2 separate regions of the Homo sapiens genome follow, and region 2 is linked to region 1. Evidence: chromatin loops called from intact Hi-C (ENCODE). Cell type or tissue: prostate gland. All regions are shown on one strand. Each heading gives the region's core, and the rest is flanking DNA. Links, peaks and the distances in the headings are about the cores only.

Region 1 (8,333 bases), core at 309-8,308:
AAAAAACCTTATCACACAAGGCTAGCTCATCTTAAACTTGTAGTCAGCTGAAACCCTCCAGTCATTTTTCACTGTAACTGCTGCTGCTGTGGTCTCTCCCATTGGTCCAGGAATCTTGTCATCACACCAGGACTAGGATAAGGATGAACATCCAGAGGTCAATTTTTGGCCCTGGAGGACTTCTGAGATTAAAATGTGTCTGAAGATTGGGACCTGTGGTCATGTCCAAGGTAGAGGAGGGGTCAGCTGCAGCTCTGGCTTTCTGCTGGATGGCAGTGGGGACAAGACAAACAGCTTCATTCAGAGGCTGTGAGGACTGCCAGACACTTGCAGTACCCAGTACCTGTTCCTGTCTTGCTTGGGGATGGGCACAAACCACACGGATAGGGAAGTACCATTACTGACAGGCTCAGAAGCTCAAGTGGTTTGGCCCTGGCCTGGAAATAGCTAGATCCATGCAGACTATTCAGACTGACTCCCTGGCATGAGGGGTGAGGTCACAGAGGGGACCATGGGGGAGGAGAGGATCAGAAAAGGCCATCACAGCCCTCCTTGTTCTCTGCCTCAGTGGGTTCTTACTCATGTACATATACATAAAAAGAGGGTAGAATCATGTATTTATTTTAGGTGAATCCTCCTAAATTGACATGTTCCCTGAACACAAGTCTGAGGGCTCTCTTTCATTGCAAGAGACAGAAAACAAACTAAACTTAGAGTAAGCAAGAAAGAGAATGCATTGACTCACTTGTTGGGAAGGCCAAGCATGGAGTGGGCTTCAGGCTTGACTAACTCTATGGACTGGAAAAAGGCATGGGATTTGTCGTCATTTGCTCCTGCGATACATTGGCTTCTTCCAGATAGAAGCTGCCATGCTGCTAGAAGCTCTGGGGTCCTAGCCTTACTATACTCAATTCAAAAGGATTGAAGAGCATATCTCTTTTGGAATCAATATACAAAAATCCCAGAGAAGGACCCTGATTGGTCCGACATGGTTCACATGCCTATTCCCGGGCCAATCATTACTAGCAGGAAGATGGGATAGAATGATTGGCCAGGCCTGGGTCATATGTTTTTCCCAGTGGCCAGTGATTCCACAGGCACCTAAGGGCAAGAAACAGGATACCTAGACCTCAGGGAACAGGCAAGTCCAGCAGTTTAGGAGGAGAAACAGAAGCTAAGCTGTCTTCTTGTGGTCTCCCTGGGATCTCGTGTCTGCTTCTTTTTGCCTACCTCCTCGTTCTTCTGTTTCCTTGTGAACATTGGCTTTGGTATTTTTTTCTTCCTCAGCATGTATGTACATGGCTCAAAATGGCTGCCCCAGCCCCGAGCCCTATGTGACTTTCGAGAGCTCCACACCACCTGTGGCTGAGTTCAGATGTTCAAGGAAGAGAGAATCCGATGGGTTGCAGGGATAGGTGTTAAATACTGGACCCATCAGTTGTGGCAAGGGTTAGGGATTTGTAGTATAAACACGGCTTCCGAGGTCTTCTTCCCCTTTAGCTGGCCTGTAGGGGCAGTTCGTTGGAGAAGGGGGCTGTGTGTGGGGCAGGCATTTCAGAACAAGATATCTTGCTCGTCCCAGGTGACCCAGAGAACAGCAAAGCATGGCACCATCCTGCCCTCAAGTAGCTTCAAGTCTAGCTGAGCAGGTGAGAGGCTCATCTGGGCCAGGGGTCATAGGACATCAGAGGAGGGCAAGGTCATTGTGGGCCAGGACAGGTGGAACAAGTTGCCTGGAGCCAGTGGGAGTGCAGCTGGCCTTTCCAGGTAGGCAGGAAGGAAGGGACATGACCCTGTGCCATGAGGAGGAGACGTTGCCTCAGCAGATGCTCTTTTCTTCACACCTGAGCTGGCCCTGCTGAACAAATATGCAAATGGATTTGAAGAGTCCTGTCCATTAGGGAGCTTTTCCTCAGAGCATAAGCACTGGTCTTCCTGAGGCTTCTGTTTGACTTCTCATAACACCCTCTGTCCTGGGATTACCAGAGTGCCCCCCCCGTCCACTCACCATCTGTGTGTGTGCGTGTGTGTATGTGTGTGTGCGCATGTGTGTGTGTGTAGGTTATGGGGAGTTTTTCATGATGTTTTGGAAAGTCAAGGAGTTTCTTCTCTCCTCAAAAGCCAAGAATGGAAAAAAAAAATCTCCAAGAATAAAAGGAGGGAAAAATAACCCTTTGCATTTGGAGAATGTAAAGAGATCTGTAAGCATCCTAAGGTGGAGACTTCTGTTGTCATGCTGTGGTCCAGGAAAGTCCTGGACTTGCCCAAATTCTCATGGCTGCGACTAGAACCCTGGCTTTTACTGCCAGCCCAGGGCTCTTCTCTGAGCCCTCAGGGACAGTGGGGAGTGGGCCTGGCAGGGGTGGTCTGTATGTGACAGGAGTGGGGGAATGCCCCACCTTCACAAGGACGCAGTAGAGGCTCAATCCTAAAAAACACAGCCCAAACCAAGTCCAGAGAGGATTTGGAGGCTCCGGGGAGGAGCTAAGAGGTTACCAGCGTCTCCTTTGGGAAGTGGGTGAGAGTCCATCCCACATGCCTTATCTGGGCAGATCTCATTTCCTGGTGGAGGAAAAGGAGGAGATCTTTGTGTTTCTCCTCTGTTTTTTCCCTTTCAGACAGACCAGACATCAGATCTCAGTCAGATAAATCCAGCTGAAAGAAAGGGGCTGAGGCCAGGGCTGGCACAAAGAAAAGGATCCCTTGCCAAAGTCACACAGGAAGATACTCCAAAAGACCCTCGCCCAAAGAAGAGGGCGGACGGGGTTCCCCTGGAGCTCCCTTTCCCTAAGGGCCTGGCGTTGGGCTTTCGATCCTAGTTCCACATGAGGTTTCATGTAAATGATTGTATTATTATTATTTTTTTGCATGGGTGAAAAGTCACAAATTATTAACGCTGAATTTCAAAGACTGCAGTCTTCTCACTCTGGGGTGGCATCTCTTCACTGTTCAGGCACGGGCAGCCTCACAGAACGGACGTGGCCCAGACCTCACTTGACCTCTGAGAGGCCCTGAAGGCAGTCGCCCAAGGGCAGGGGCAGGGGACAGGGCGGAGGGGGAGGACACTGAGCGGAGCGGGGAAGGAAGAGAGAGGAGGGGTGGGGAAGGAGAGGAGGGGCGGCGGGGAGCCCGGAGAGAAAGAAGGGAGACCCCGGAGAGGAAGAGGGGGAGGCCCGGGAGGGCGCGCGGAGGGGGTGTCAGCGAGGGGCCGCCTGTCAGGGTTCTATCTGCGCGATGATTGATGCGGGCCCGGGTTTTTCTGTCAGCCTGTCACGGCGCAGGAATGTTTAATGTTCTCATTATTGGTTACGCTGTTGTGTATATTTCTCTGTCAGCACCGCGGACCCAGCTGAACTGGCAGAGCACTTCAAAGGCCTACGGGTCATTCATCATCCCCATGACGCTCCGGCAAATGCTCAGCTTCAGCCCCGCGCCAGGGATTTGTTATGACTTGCGAGCCGCCTGACAGACAGGGCTGCGGCGGCCGGGAGGGGACGCGCGGGAGGCGGGCTCCGGGCCCTTCCTGTCACGCCGGGCCCGCGACTCCGACTCGGGGGGCAGGCGGCACGGCGCGGGGCGGGCCCGCCTGGGCGACCCCCGGGAGGGGTGGCAGGAGGAGGCAGGGGCGCGCCCCCTCATGGGCCCCGGGGCGCCCTCACACCTCTCCCTGCAGTCCCGCCCTCCTCCTCCTGGCGGGCGGCGGCCTCTCCCAAAGTTGTGCCGCAGACCCAGAGGTTGAGGGGGGGAAAAGCGAAACTTGCAACCGTCCAGGGCCAGGGAGGGGCGGGAGCTGGGAGCGAGAGCAGGAGAGTATCGGAGCTTTGTTTCCTTTCCCAGGCCGTGACATGATTAATCGTTTTCTTCTGATCTAATTTTGGAACATGAAAAACAGCACATTTGTCTTGAAGAAAAATGATGTGCCGAACTGCGCAGATGGAAATTTCGAGCAATGAGAAAGATTAAAGTGAAACCCCACTCCTTAGACCTAATCATGAGTTGTAGATTATTCTGTCGGCCCAGCCAGATGGTAGCTCTGATTCCACAGCCCCTTCTTATATTAATGAATACTCGACTGTTATATTTGACTTAGGTAAGTGAAATGTCTATCAGAGCTAATGGACTGCCAGCCAGCATAACACATGTTGTACCGCTAAGGGTCCTTCTGCATTTTTCATGTTTTATACTAATGTAGAACATTTTGTTTCCTACTGTTTTTCATCATTGTCACTGTTTGCTAAATATTTTCACATGGAAGGGGGGAGAGAGAGAGACAAAGTCAGGAGGAAAAAGAACCCCCCTCCAAACTTGTGTCCAAAGCTAATTTCCTCCCGTTGGGCTTGGCTATAACTCTACAAGTAAAACAGTCACCCCGAGCAATACGTACAGGAACTCAATAGTAACGTGATTAAGTTCCTAGTCAACAAGACTACACTCGACTGTATGTTAACAAACCTAATTATAGCCCCGTGGTAATAAATTGGGCCAGGGCCCTGGCTGCACATCTCTGAGGTCATGTCTAGGAGAGCTGTTTGACCCTCTTGTCTCAGGGAAGAGAATTGTCCTGGAGAGGGGTCCCTGTCTCAGCATGGTAGAGGGGCTGTTTTCTCCCTGACCTAGTTGTCCAGCCCCTGGGAGGATGGGTGGATGCCAGGAAGCATTTCAGAGCGGAAGGTCATCGGCATGAGAACTGGGTATTAGGATTTGCTGGAGGAGACCGGAAGGGCAGTGGCTTCTGAGCCATTGGCCCCTTTCACGTTGTGAGTGGCATCAGGATGTCTGAGAGGAGAGCATGGTGTTTTTGCTTCATTGGATCCATGCAGGTCTTGGAGGGTGGTGGCCCACTCTTTCTGGGCCAAGTAGAGGGTGGCTCAGACACCCCCCCTTCCTCCAGGCTTCTCATCTGTAACTGGTGAAGCCCGGAAGAGCTTGTTGTTCAAGAGGAAATCTTGTGTTACTTCTTTATGAAGGACTCCAGCCTGGTGGAGATGAATGAGTCCTGAAGATGGAATCGAAGCTGTTTGGGCACAAGTAAGCTGGAAGGGGTTGAGGGACATTTTCAAGGAGTGATGTCTTGAGAGAAAAATGGAAAGAAATCCACAGGCAGAAAAGAGATATCTAGATATGAAAACATGGGGCAGGGGGAGGGAGAGAGAGAGAAGAGAATGCAGAGAAAGAGAGAGACATACAGGAGAGGACGTGTAGGTACCAACAGAGGAGATGGCCCATGAACTCAGAGGAGAAACTCTTCTTGCCTCAGCCAAAGTGAGCTTCCTAAAAAGCCATTTTGACCCCTGCTAAAAATTCTCTCCTGGCTGTGATTCCTACGGGAGTCAGTTGCAGTGTCTTGGCTGGGAATAGGTGAGCCTCTCCATCTACCCCCAGTTTCTCTCTCCAGCCTTATCTCTCACTTGTCCTCAACTGTGACCTTGCCCTTCTGCCACATGAGCCTTCTTAGGATCCCCAAGAGTGCCAGCCTCTTTCAGAACAGTGTGATTTTATCTGTGTTTATTTCTGTCTATCCTACTCTCCTGTATTCTTTCCCTGGCAAACTCCTACTCATCCTTCAAGACTCAGCTCTCAGATCTCCTCCTCTGTGACATTTTCCTGACATTCCCAGGAGGCATTATTCATCCTCTGACCCCCACCCCCGACTCTAGCTAGGCTGCATTGAAAAATGTCTGTGTTTACAAGTCTCTTGCTCTACACCTTCCTTCCTCTACAGCTATTCCTCTGCTCATTCGTTTACTCATTCAAGAAATGTACATTAAGACCTTACTGTGTGACAGATATTGTTCTAGACACTGGGGATTTAGCAATATACAAAATCCCCTGCCCTTCTGGAGGTGTATTTGTGGATTTCATTCATTTCAGTAGCTGTATTTGTGGATGTATTAATGAGGCTCTTTTATAGTAAGAAACAGAAACTTGCTCAGGCTAGCTCTAGAAATGGGTATTACTGTAAAATGGTGGCAATAAGGAAGGCAGAAAATCTCACAGAGACCCAAGAGCAGCTGCACAGCTGAGCTTCACAGCTTCTGTAACTCGTTAATTGGCTCATTCATGGCCCTTCCTAGGCCCATGTCATTTAAGAAACTTTTTATTGTGATATGAAATACATACATAAAAGTGCATATATCACAAAAGTACAGCTCAATGAATTTTCACAAACTACAACCCATAAAGAGGTGAAGAAACATAACATTCATTACCCCAGTACCTCCTATCCTCCTTTATTTCATTTTTAAGATACATTCTCATCCCAGCTTCTCCCCAACTGTTTACCATGTGATGTTTTGATTTCTGTTTTCACTGGATTCATTTTATAAACAGCTTTATTTAGGTGAAACCTACATACCGTAAAATCATCCATTATAAATGAACAATCCAATGATTTTTTAGTAAGTTTATAAAGAGCAACCATGATCACAATCCAGTTTTAGAACATTTCCATCATCCCAAAGAATCCTCCTGAGTCAATTTTCAGTCAGTACTCAGTTCCAGCCCCAACCCCAGCCCCAGACTACCAGGTTTTACGTTTAGGTCTGGGATCCATTTTTTAAAAATAATTTTACTAAGATATAATTCACATACTGTAAAGCCTACACTTTAGAAGGTAAAATTATGTGTTTCTAATATATTTACAAAGCTGTACAAATATCACCCCTATTTAATTCGAGAACATTTTAATCACCAAAAAGAAACCCCATATCTATTCATAGTCACTCCCCACTTTTCCCTCCCTTTAGTCCTGGAAATCACTACTCTCCTTTCTGTCTCTATGGATTTGCCTATTCTAGACATTCCACATGAATAGAGTCATATAATATGTGGCCTTTAACGCCTGGCTTCTTTCACTCAGTATAATGTTTTCAAGATTCATCCATGTTGTAGTATGTATGAGAACTTCATTCCTTTTTATGGCCAAATAATATTCCATTGTATAGATTCACAATATTTTGTTCATCCATTCCTATACTGATAGACATTTGGATTGTTTCTACTTTTGGCTCTTATGATGAATAATGCTGTTATGAACATTTATGTACAAGTTTTTATGTGGCCATGTTTTCAGTTCTTTTGGGTATATATGTAGGAGTGGGATTGCTGGGTCATGCGCTGACTAGGTTTAACTTAAAATTTTTTAATATAAATTAAAAAATGTTTTATTTTTTATTAAATAAACAGAGATGGGGTTTCACCTTGTTGCCCAGGCTGGTCTTGAACTCCTGGACTCAAGCAATCCACCTGCCTTGGCTTCCCAGAGTGCTGGGATTGCAGGCATGACCTACCATGCTTGGTGTATGTTTAACTTTTTTTTTTTTTTTTAGACAAGGTTTCACTCTTGTTGCCCAGGCTGGAGTGCAATGGTGTGATCTAGGCTCACTGCAACCTCCACCTCCCGGGTTCAAGTGATTCTCCTGTCTCAGGCTCCCAAGTAGGTGGGATTACAGGTATGTGCCACCATGCCCAACTAATTTTGTGTTTTTAGTAGACATGAGGTTTCACCATGTTGGTCAGGCTGGTCTCGAACTCCTGACCTCAGTTGATCCACCCGCCTCGGCCTCCCAAAGTGCTGGGATTACAGTTGTGAGTCACCATGCTCAGCCTTGTTTAACTTTTTGAATGTGATCTATTTGAAGTTAATTTCTGTGTATGGTATGAGGTAAGAGTTTAAGTTTATTTTTTTGCATATGGATATCCAGTTGTCCCCCATAACGTTTTTTAAATCATGAATTTGCATGGGATTTTGTCAGGTGTTTTTTCTGCATTTACTGAGTGAGCTATTGAACTTTCTGAGTATTACTGTCGAATTATCTATTTCTCCTTTCAATTTCATGAGTTTTTGTTTTACGTATTTAGGGGTTCTGTTGTTCAGTGCATATATATTTATAATTGGTATTTCCTAATGTATTTACAATTTTATCATTATAAAACATCCTTTGTCTCTAATTATCGGGGGAAATTCAGCCAGATATCGGGCAAAATTCACCCCCAATATTTCACGTAGGTTCTTTTCTATTTTCCCTAAGCGCTGGCCAGTTTGAGAAATAAAGGGACAGAGTACAAAAGAGAGAAATTTTAAAGCTGGGCATCTGGGGGAGACATCACATGTCGGTAGGTTCGGTGATGCCTGCCGAGCCGTGAAACCAGCAAGTTTTTATTAGTGATTTTCAACAGGGGAGGGAGTGTGTGAATAGGGTGTGGGTCACAGAGATCACATGCTTCACAAGGTAATAGAATATCACAAGGCAAATAGAGGCAGGGCAAGATCACAGGACCACAGGACCAGGTTGAAATTAAAATTGCTAATGAAGTTTTGGGCACCATTGTCA
Region 2 (8,333 bases), core at 84-8,083, 360 kb after region 1:
CAGACTTTCCTGAGGCCTTGCTTGCCTCCTCTCCTACCCTCCTTCACCAGCTGCAACAAGTCGTAGGAAGTGCATCCCGAGGCAGTGTGTACAAAGTGCAACTTTGAGCTGGAACTCTTGCAACCATGTCCAATTTTTTTTTAAAACCCTAAAGACTTAAATGCTCTATTGTTACTAAAATCTTTGGCTGTGATGGAGGTAATTATGGGTGGTTTTCAGCCCCATGAAGGAGACTCAAACAGGCTGGGGACCATGCAGAGGGAGGTGCCAACTCCATGCTTCTAATACCAGCACATTGCTGTTGGCAGTTTGTATAATTAGCCAAGATAGAGTGGCGGTAGTGGCAGTGGTGGTGTGTGTACGTAGGGGAGAAAGGGAGGCATGCTCTTGAACAAAGAGGTGAATGAGCAGAATGGGTCATGTACATCCCACTGATGTGTGCTGATGTGACAAAGAGAGAAGGCAGGTAGAAGAGGTAAGAGCTTTTTTTGTGACCCCTGTATGGGTATGGCTTCTGGGTTTGTGTCTTGGTCAAGACTCTTAATTGCATTAAAATAGTAACCAACTTGAGATAACTTAAGCATAAATAAAGGACTTATAAAGGCACTGACTTATCTCATGGAACCGAAAATCAAAGATATAGCTGGCCCTCTTGGTGACTGGGAATTGGACTTGGAGAGAGGGACCAAGGTAGCTGGTCTCTAGGTCTCTCTTAGTCTCTCTCTGGTCCCACTCCTGCCCACTTCTGCTCTCACCCACCACCCCTACCCACACCAAACCACGAGAGTCAGGAGAGTGAAGTTCTGGAGCTCGCAGTTGTGGTTTGCCTGAAGATGGGGTATTGAAAGGAATGGTTTCCACCCTTGCCTCCAAATGATACCAAATGCTACTTCTCAGAAAGGGAGCACAACTTCCCTTTGGGTGGCTCAGCTAGTATGGCTTAGGGATATAACAGGGAACCTGCTGATGTTCATACTGTGATACTTTGTTTTTCTCATAACTGTTATATCAGGATGTACATTAAGTTAAGTAATCTTCACAACCACCCTGTTAGGCAGGGGCTGTTCTCTTTATTTAACAGATGAGGATAACAAGGCTGAATGTTTGAGAACTTGCCCTAGATCATGGTGAGTGGCCAAGCTGGAGTTTTAACCAAGGTTCTGTGTCTCTGAAACCTGATGCTTCTCACCCTGCCACACTGCCTCTTGCTAGCATGGTGTGCCTTTCCCTACAACTTGGGCTGCTCAGTGGAGCAGAATTATCTGCTTGAGAATCAAAGAAAACCCGGGAAAAGTGTTTTTTTCCTGTGTCCTATTTCGACTTTCTAAGTAGAGACTGTGCAGGGGGCTCTTATAGGAAATTTATTACTTGCATTCAGATTTTGTGCTGCTCCACATATGCAAATATGGACCACGTGGGCCTGGGTCCTGGTCTGCTTGGGGATGTGAGCAGAAATACAGTCTCATTATCTGGCCATCAAGCCCTACAAAGACTCTGGAGCCTCTCTGTGCAAAACATCTAGAGCAATCCTGAAATCAAAGGAAGCTGCCAATTACCTCACAGCAAACCTGACAATTAAGAAAAAAGGAAGTTTCACTTTTCTAAGTTGGAAACAGAGAGTATTTGCTCTGGGGAAGGAGCAGGTAACTAAGGTTTATTGAATGCCTAACATGTGTTAGGGATGATACCAGGACTCCCTGGTGCTCTGTCTCATTTGGGTGGTGGGCATATTCCCATATCAAAAATGAAGAAACAGATGTTCTGAGTAGTTGAAAACTCGAACTTCCAGTGCACTGGGCTATGGAATGATTGTTTCTCCTGTTACATGGGCTGTGGTCCCATGTAACCCATTGTTTTAAACCACTTTAACCATTTTAAAGTATACAGTTCAGTGGCATTAAGTACCTTCATATTGTGCAATCATCAGCACCATCCATCTGCAGAACTTTGTTCATTTTGTAAAGCTGAAACCCATTAAACAGTAACTCCCCATTCCTCCCTCCCCTTAGCCCCTAGCAACCACAATTCTACTTTCTGGCTCTCTGAATTCGACTGAGCACCACTGAGTACCTCATATGGGTGAATTATACAGTATTTATCCTTTTGTGTCTGGCTTCTTTCACTTAGCCTATGTTCAAGGTTCATATTGTGGCATGTGTCAGAATTTTCTTCATTTTTAAGGCTGAATAATATTGCACTGTATGTATAGATCACATTTAGCTTATCTATCCATCAGTGAACAGTTGGGTTACTTCCACCTTTTGGCTATTGTGCTTTCCTAAACATGAGTGTACAGATACCTCTTCAGCACTTTGTTTTTTGAACACAACACTTGTGTATCTGTTCATATGTTGATAGGCATTTGGATTATTTCCAGTTTTTGGCTATTACAAATAATGCCACTATATGTACATACCATATTTTATCTGTTCACCCATCAGTGGAGACTTGGACCACTTCTGTCTTTGTCTACTGTGAATAATGCTGCTGTAAACATTAGTGCACAGATATCTCTTCCTGTTTCTTTGTTCAGTTCTTTTGGGTGTATACCCAGAAGAGGAATTGCTGGGTCATATTATATTTCTCATTCTTTGAGGAACTGCCATATTGTTTTTTATAGCAGCTGCACAACTTTCCGATTTCTCTACATCCTTGCCAACTCTTCTTTTTGTTTGGGTGTGTGTGATGATGGCCATCTCAGTGAGTATGAGTAGCATCTCATGTGGCTTTTATTTGTATTTCCCTAATGATTAGTCATATTGAATGCCTTTACATGTACTTATTGGCCATATGCATATGTTTTTGGAGAACTGTCTATTCAAGTCCTTTGCCCATTTTTGAATTGAGTCTTCTTTTGTTGATGTTATTGTTGAGCATTAGGACTTCTATTTTGAGTATTAATCCCTTATCAGATATGTGATTTGCAAATATATTTTCTCATTCCATAGGTTGCCTTTGTACTCTGTTGATAGTGTCCTTTGATGTGCAAGATTTTAGTTGATGAAGTCTAGTTTGTCTATTTTCTTTCTTTTGTTGCCTGTGCTTTTGGTGTCATATCCAAGAAATCATTGCCAAATCCAGTGTCATGAAGCTTTCCCCCTATGTTTTCTTCTAAAAGTTTTATCGTTTTCATTCTTAAATGCTCAGTTATTTGATCCATTTTGAGCTAATTTTTGTAGATAGTGTTAGGTAAGGGTCCAACTCACTTTTTTGGCATGTGGATGTCCAGTTTTCCAGCACAATTTGTTGTAAAGACTGTCTTAGTAACCTTGTCAAAATCATTTGACCATCTATGCAAGAGTTATTTCTAGGTTCTCTATTCTTTTAATAACAAAATTATTTTTTGTCTCCCCCATTAAATTATTGACTTTTTTTTTTCATGATAAGGTTGAGAGATAGCAGAATTTAAACATTTAGACCGCTAGATAGGAGTTGCAATGCAGGGTCTACTCTTGGCTCTGACCCTGGAACAGGTCACAACCACAATTCTTTGCCTCTCTGCCCAACTTTTGAAAAGGAAAGGTGATAGTATTGGCGATTTTAAAGTCAACAGAGAAAACAGACTTGGAATGGTCTTTCAAGTCTTTAAAAGGAAAGGGAGGGAGGGCCCTTTTCTAACTGGAAGGCTCAGATTTCTGGTGAGTGTGAGGGCCACCATCTTCCTGACCCTCAGATGACCCTTCTTCCTGCAGTCCCATGACTAAACTGGAGGTCAGCACCGGGGTGAGGATGCGGTCAAAGGATGAGCCCCCATGGTGGGCAAACAGGGCCAGAGAGAACTCTCATCAGCATTATAGATGGTCGCCCCAGCATCAAAGGGCAGCCTACTCTCTCCTCAGGTCAGGGAAGCCTCTTTGTGTCATTCACATTGTTGTGAAAAGAGAAAAAAAACACTTGGCCCAAAATGTTCTCTCCACCATTTTCTACCTGATCTTCTCTGTCTTTTTCTCTCCTGACATTCTTCTCTGTTAGCCCTAGAAAGGCCCGTGTCTTCCTTCTTTCTTGCCTTGTGTATATTTTCACAGTGAGGTTTCTGTACTCTGTGTGCTGTTATGCCAAAATGTTGCTGTATGGCAAGAGACAGGATATATCCCTAAGCACCAATCATGTATACCTCATCTACCAGTGAGCTGTGAGGTAAATCCATGAGTCCCGAAACCTGGGCTCAAGAAGAAAGCTGCTTCCATGCTCTAGGATCTGGGCAGAAAATGTGATTCTAAAGGGTTATGTTTGAGGGTATCGCTCAGCCCTGAAGACTGTGCACACTGTCATAAGCCCTTGGATACTCTCCCACTTAGGGATTTCTGTGCATTTCAGTCTTCTTAGGCTGCAGCTGGAAGTCAATAGGAAGTGTTGTGGTCTCTCACAACAAGCTCATTTATTCATCCATTCTCTGGACACTCAAGGAAAAATATTAGCTCCTCTTAGGATCTGTGTATAAGCCAAATCATGTTGGCTTAGGCGTACTAGGAGGAGATTTTCAAGCTGTGTTAGAAGAGGGAATATAGTCACCTTTATCTTTCCAAGTTATCTGTCAGTTGAGAGCCATGCTGCTGTTAACAGCACCTCCCGGTGGCCCAAAAGGAAGGCATAAGGACCCAGCCAATCTTGCTTAGGCTTTTATGGGAAGAGTCTTTTGTAGGCCTTGGTGACTGAGCACATTGAGCTATATGATGGTGGGTTTTTTACATTGTATAGGGTTTTGATGAAAGATATGGTATGAGCCCCTAAAGCACTTAAGGGTACCAATAGACTTGACACTTCTCCACTTCCATCACACAGTATTGCTATGAAAATGCAATCAATCCAGTTCCTGACATCTTTTCTACCCCACTCTCAAGAGCACCTACTGTATCAACATGACATTTTAAAATCTTGGCTTGTTTTCCAGGCCATGAATTTAATTTCTCATTGCTTCACCATTTGGCTTTTATGTTCTCAAAGCGAAATGTTGTCCAACAATAGTTACCACCATCTTGTTAGTCAGGTCCTCTTTCCTGGGCATCCTAAAACCAGATAATTTTAAAAAATTCATTGCAGCCATGGGCACTCAGCCTTGTGCTAATAGCCACCAAGTTCTGACAAAGCAAGTCCGACATCCCTCGATAAGTAAAATCCAAACCTCCTGACGTTGTGTAACAGTAAGCAGATTGGCATGTCTTTGGATTAGTGGAGGCACTGAAGCAAAATGCTCAATCCTTAGTGACCTTTGGCAAATGGATGGGGATGTGTAGCCATTGTAGGTTATCTTTATGTTCACTGTGTAGACACTCAGCCTCTGCCAGGCCAAGACAGAAGCTGTCAGGGCAGATAAACTTAGTTGGGAACTAGCTGTTTTTCTGACTATATCACAGTGCTTTGCAGAACTATTTTGTCTGATAAACTGCTTCTTCTTTAAACTTGTCTGTGAATAGTTCTGTGAAGCATTAAGCTTTCCCTCTTGGGTTTTGAGCTGCCTGTACTTTGTTTTAATCTTTGGGTCTAGAACTGACTTTCTCATAAAATGTACAGTCCACTGTCCTCGGCTGCAGTGTCTTCCGGTGAGTTCCTTTGAGGGAGTCAGTGGGAGATGCCATATCTGGGTCTATCAGACATGTATTCTGGGGGATGTGTGTGTGTGTTTCTTCTATCTGTCCAGGAAGCATTCTGTGAAAATAGGGTCCCCTTTGATCACTTCTTTCTGAGCCCATTAATGCCTGTTTCTAGTTTAAACATAATTCATATGTTGATATAGAATTTTGCAAGCACTTGGAAAAAAAATTTGGGCAAAAGTTCTTACCACTTGGAGTAAAGCTCATACTTTTATTTCCCTCCTCTGCTAGAGAAGTGGTGACTAAAGGCCAGAGATGTTGATTCTGAACACTCTCTCTGCTTGGGCAAGTTGCTTGACTTCTTTGGGCTCAGGTTTGCTCCCCTTTAAAATAAGGTGGTCACATTAGGTGATTTCTGAGACCCACTCTGGCTTTAATGGACTCCAAGCTCTCTAAGACTGAAGCAGAGAATATTTTTGGGGAAGTGAATGAACTGTTGGGTTTTTCTTCTTTCATTCCTATTCCAGGTGAAGATAAAAGACTTAGCCCTCTATTGAGCTGACATGGATTCAGAATTCTTTAGTGTTCAGGCTTTCTTTTAAGCTTCAGACAGGATCGTGAAGAGAAAAACCTGCCCTCAATTCCTTTGCCTTGTTAGTTCTCATATAATGTGCTGCAGAAACTGCTAATTGTCACTTCGAGGTGATGGGTGAGGGTCTGGTCTCTTGAAGGAAAAGTCAAAATTTTCAGTTCCTGTCCCCTTCTTGTTTAGGTAGAGGTGTATTCAAGTCTGATAAAGGAGGACTCTAAATCTAATTTGAAATTAATTAAATTTGCCCCTTCCCCAAAGCAGTGGGGAGTGAGAGAGAGTTGCAGGGTAACAATGTAAATATCCAGTTGAATACAATATACTGTAATAATGAAAATATAATTTTCTGGACAGTCTTGGGAGAGTGCCTGTGGGTTGCCCTTGCATGTGCTGTGTAACATACACATGTACGTATGCTTCGCTAAAGAGCCATCTAGACATAACTTCAATCACAAACACTTATATTGCTAATCTTTTCAAGAGATTTTTCTTTAGTTTTAGTTTATAACTCTAAGTATGATCTTATACTTGTGTGTGAAAATGCACTCCTTGAAACTTGAGCCCAATAACCTGTGTTTGTACATCAGTTTCACAGGACATTGTTTTCAAAAAAATGTCATCGGCATTCCTTTCATTTTTGTTGCCTGCTAGGTATACCCTTTTTCCACGTCTCTCTGACTCAGCCTTCTCTACGTCTGCTAAGAAATTTGTAGTTGTCCAGCATTTGTTTAGTAAAGTCCCCGGGTTGGCCTCTATGTGGACATTTGGTCCCCAGTGCCGGAAGTCACACCCATAGTCAGCGCACTGCCCCTCGTGATCAGGCACTGCCCCTAATGTGTTGTCTTCTTTGGCGGAGGGATGGGCTAATGTGAAGCTGGAAAGCAGATCTTTGGTTGAAAGATTTTTCCTTTGGTGATATAGTAATTTTAATCTGGAATTAGATCATTTCAGCAAGAGGTGGTTGAAAGGTCCAGTTCTTGGCTCTATCACTTACTGGCTGTATGACTGTGGGTAGGTGTCTTAATGTCTCTGAGCCTTACTTGTACATTGGAGACATTACATCTTTACAAGGTTGTCTTAGAGGGTGACTAAGATAATGCTCATCAATCTACTCAGTTTATATAAGTTGAATGGGAGCCACCAACAGTTCTTACCCAGGAGTATATTAAATTTACTAGTTGAATTTTACTCATGGAGCTTCAATACAAATGGGAGGATGGAGGCCACCAGATTTAGCTTTCAACTCTATAATTGGGAAGTTCTGAGTCATTTCCCTTTTCCTTAATACCTGGAGTATTTCATTGTTTGGCTCTTGTCCTCTCCCCTCTCCTTCTCTTTATTCTAGAAATATTTCCTGGCATGAAGATTTGCCAGTTTGTTTGTCTTAGGGTAAGTTTAGCACAAGAAGTAAAACCAAACCACAGTCATACACAGATGTGAACACCAGCATCACCGCACAGTAATGCAACTTAAAAGAAAGTTTGACAGAATTAGAAATCTGACAATGCCTTTGTAGGAGCTTTCAGAGAAAATGGTGGGAGTTTCATATATTTGAAGCAATGAAAGCAAGAATGAGAAAAGCATGTCTTTGAGAAGACAACAGAAGACAATGAAAAGAAATCCTTACAGCTCAAGGATTTGAAATCACAATCATGTGACACTTTTGGAAGCGAAACAGAAAAAAATTAACTTTGCTCTAGTTTTTATGGACTTCTTTTGACTTATTGCATAAAAATAACAGAAATTTCTGGCAAGCGGACTGGATTTCCAAAACTCTTCCCCACGGAGGCAGCGAGGAGAATTGTCTGAAAAGTTATGTGTGTTTGTTATCATGAAAACATTAATAATATTAGGATTTGGCTATAATCCATTTTTACTTTGAGAACCTCGACATTTTAACGGGTACATGTAACTGATAAATCCTTTTTGTGGTTGTCAAAACAAGCAAAGCTAACTTTGTACATTTCCTATTATAACTAAAAGCACTTTGACAGTCTGAAATTGGGTGTATCAGTATGGAGAGCAAACAGCCTATTCATTTTATCACCATACTTCTCTAAGGATTTTGACATTTCTGAGATACATATCACTTCTAAACAGTGAAGCACAAAGTTGGTAAAGGTTGTGATGGCTGCAGTTCATGGAGGTTGACCATCCTGTTGGGATTGCCAGTTCCCTTGGCAGGTGCCTTGCTAGGCCAGCCTGCCATGCAT

The links. A loop is a pair of places that touch in the nucleus more often than their neighbours do. Peaks named below come from ENCODE experiments on the same cell type or tissue, not always from the same donor. Only the 100,000 strongest peaks of a DNase experiment are listed, where the experiment ranks them.
Region 2: it touches region 1 in a loop (2.5-fold over the local background); 2 of 110 quality-filtered maps call a loop at or near these places.

The regions. Positions count from the first base shown.
Region 1 is chr10:75,291,624-75,299,956 of GRCh38, forward strand. ZNF503-AS1 (ZNF503 antisense RNA 1) reads left to right here and starts at 4,760. Exons shown (of 4, transcript NR_038226.1): 1 at 4,760-5,028; 2 at 7,329-7,451. It also overlaps a transcript of ZNF503 not described here. RefSeq lists silencers at 3,461-3,570, 3,591-3,640. In prostate gland, for the core only: a CTCF peak has its summit at 3,631; DNase peaks (open chromatin) are centred at 2,603, 3,398 and 3,768; H3K4me3 peaks cover 1,804 bases; H3K27ac peaks cover 3,303 bases.
Region 2 is chr10:75,647,119-75,655,451 of GRCh38, forward strand. The region is part of intron 2 of LRMDA (leucine rich melanocyte differentiation associated); the gene reads left to right. Among named protein-coding and RNA genes, the nearest start is that of MIR606, 99 kb to the left of the region's middle. In prostate gland, for the core only: a CTCF peak has its summit at 4,539 (motif pointing left); no DNase peak of the experiment used is centred there.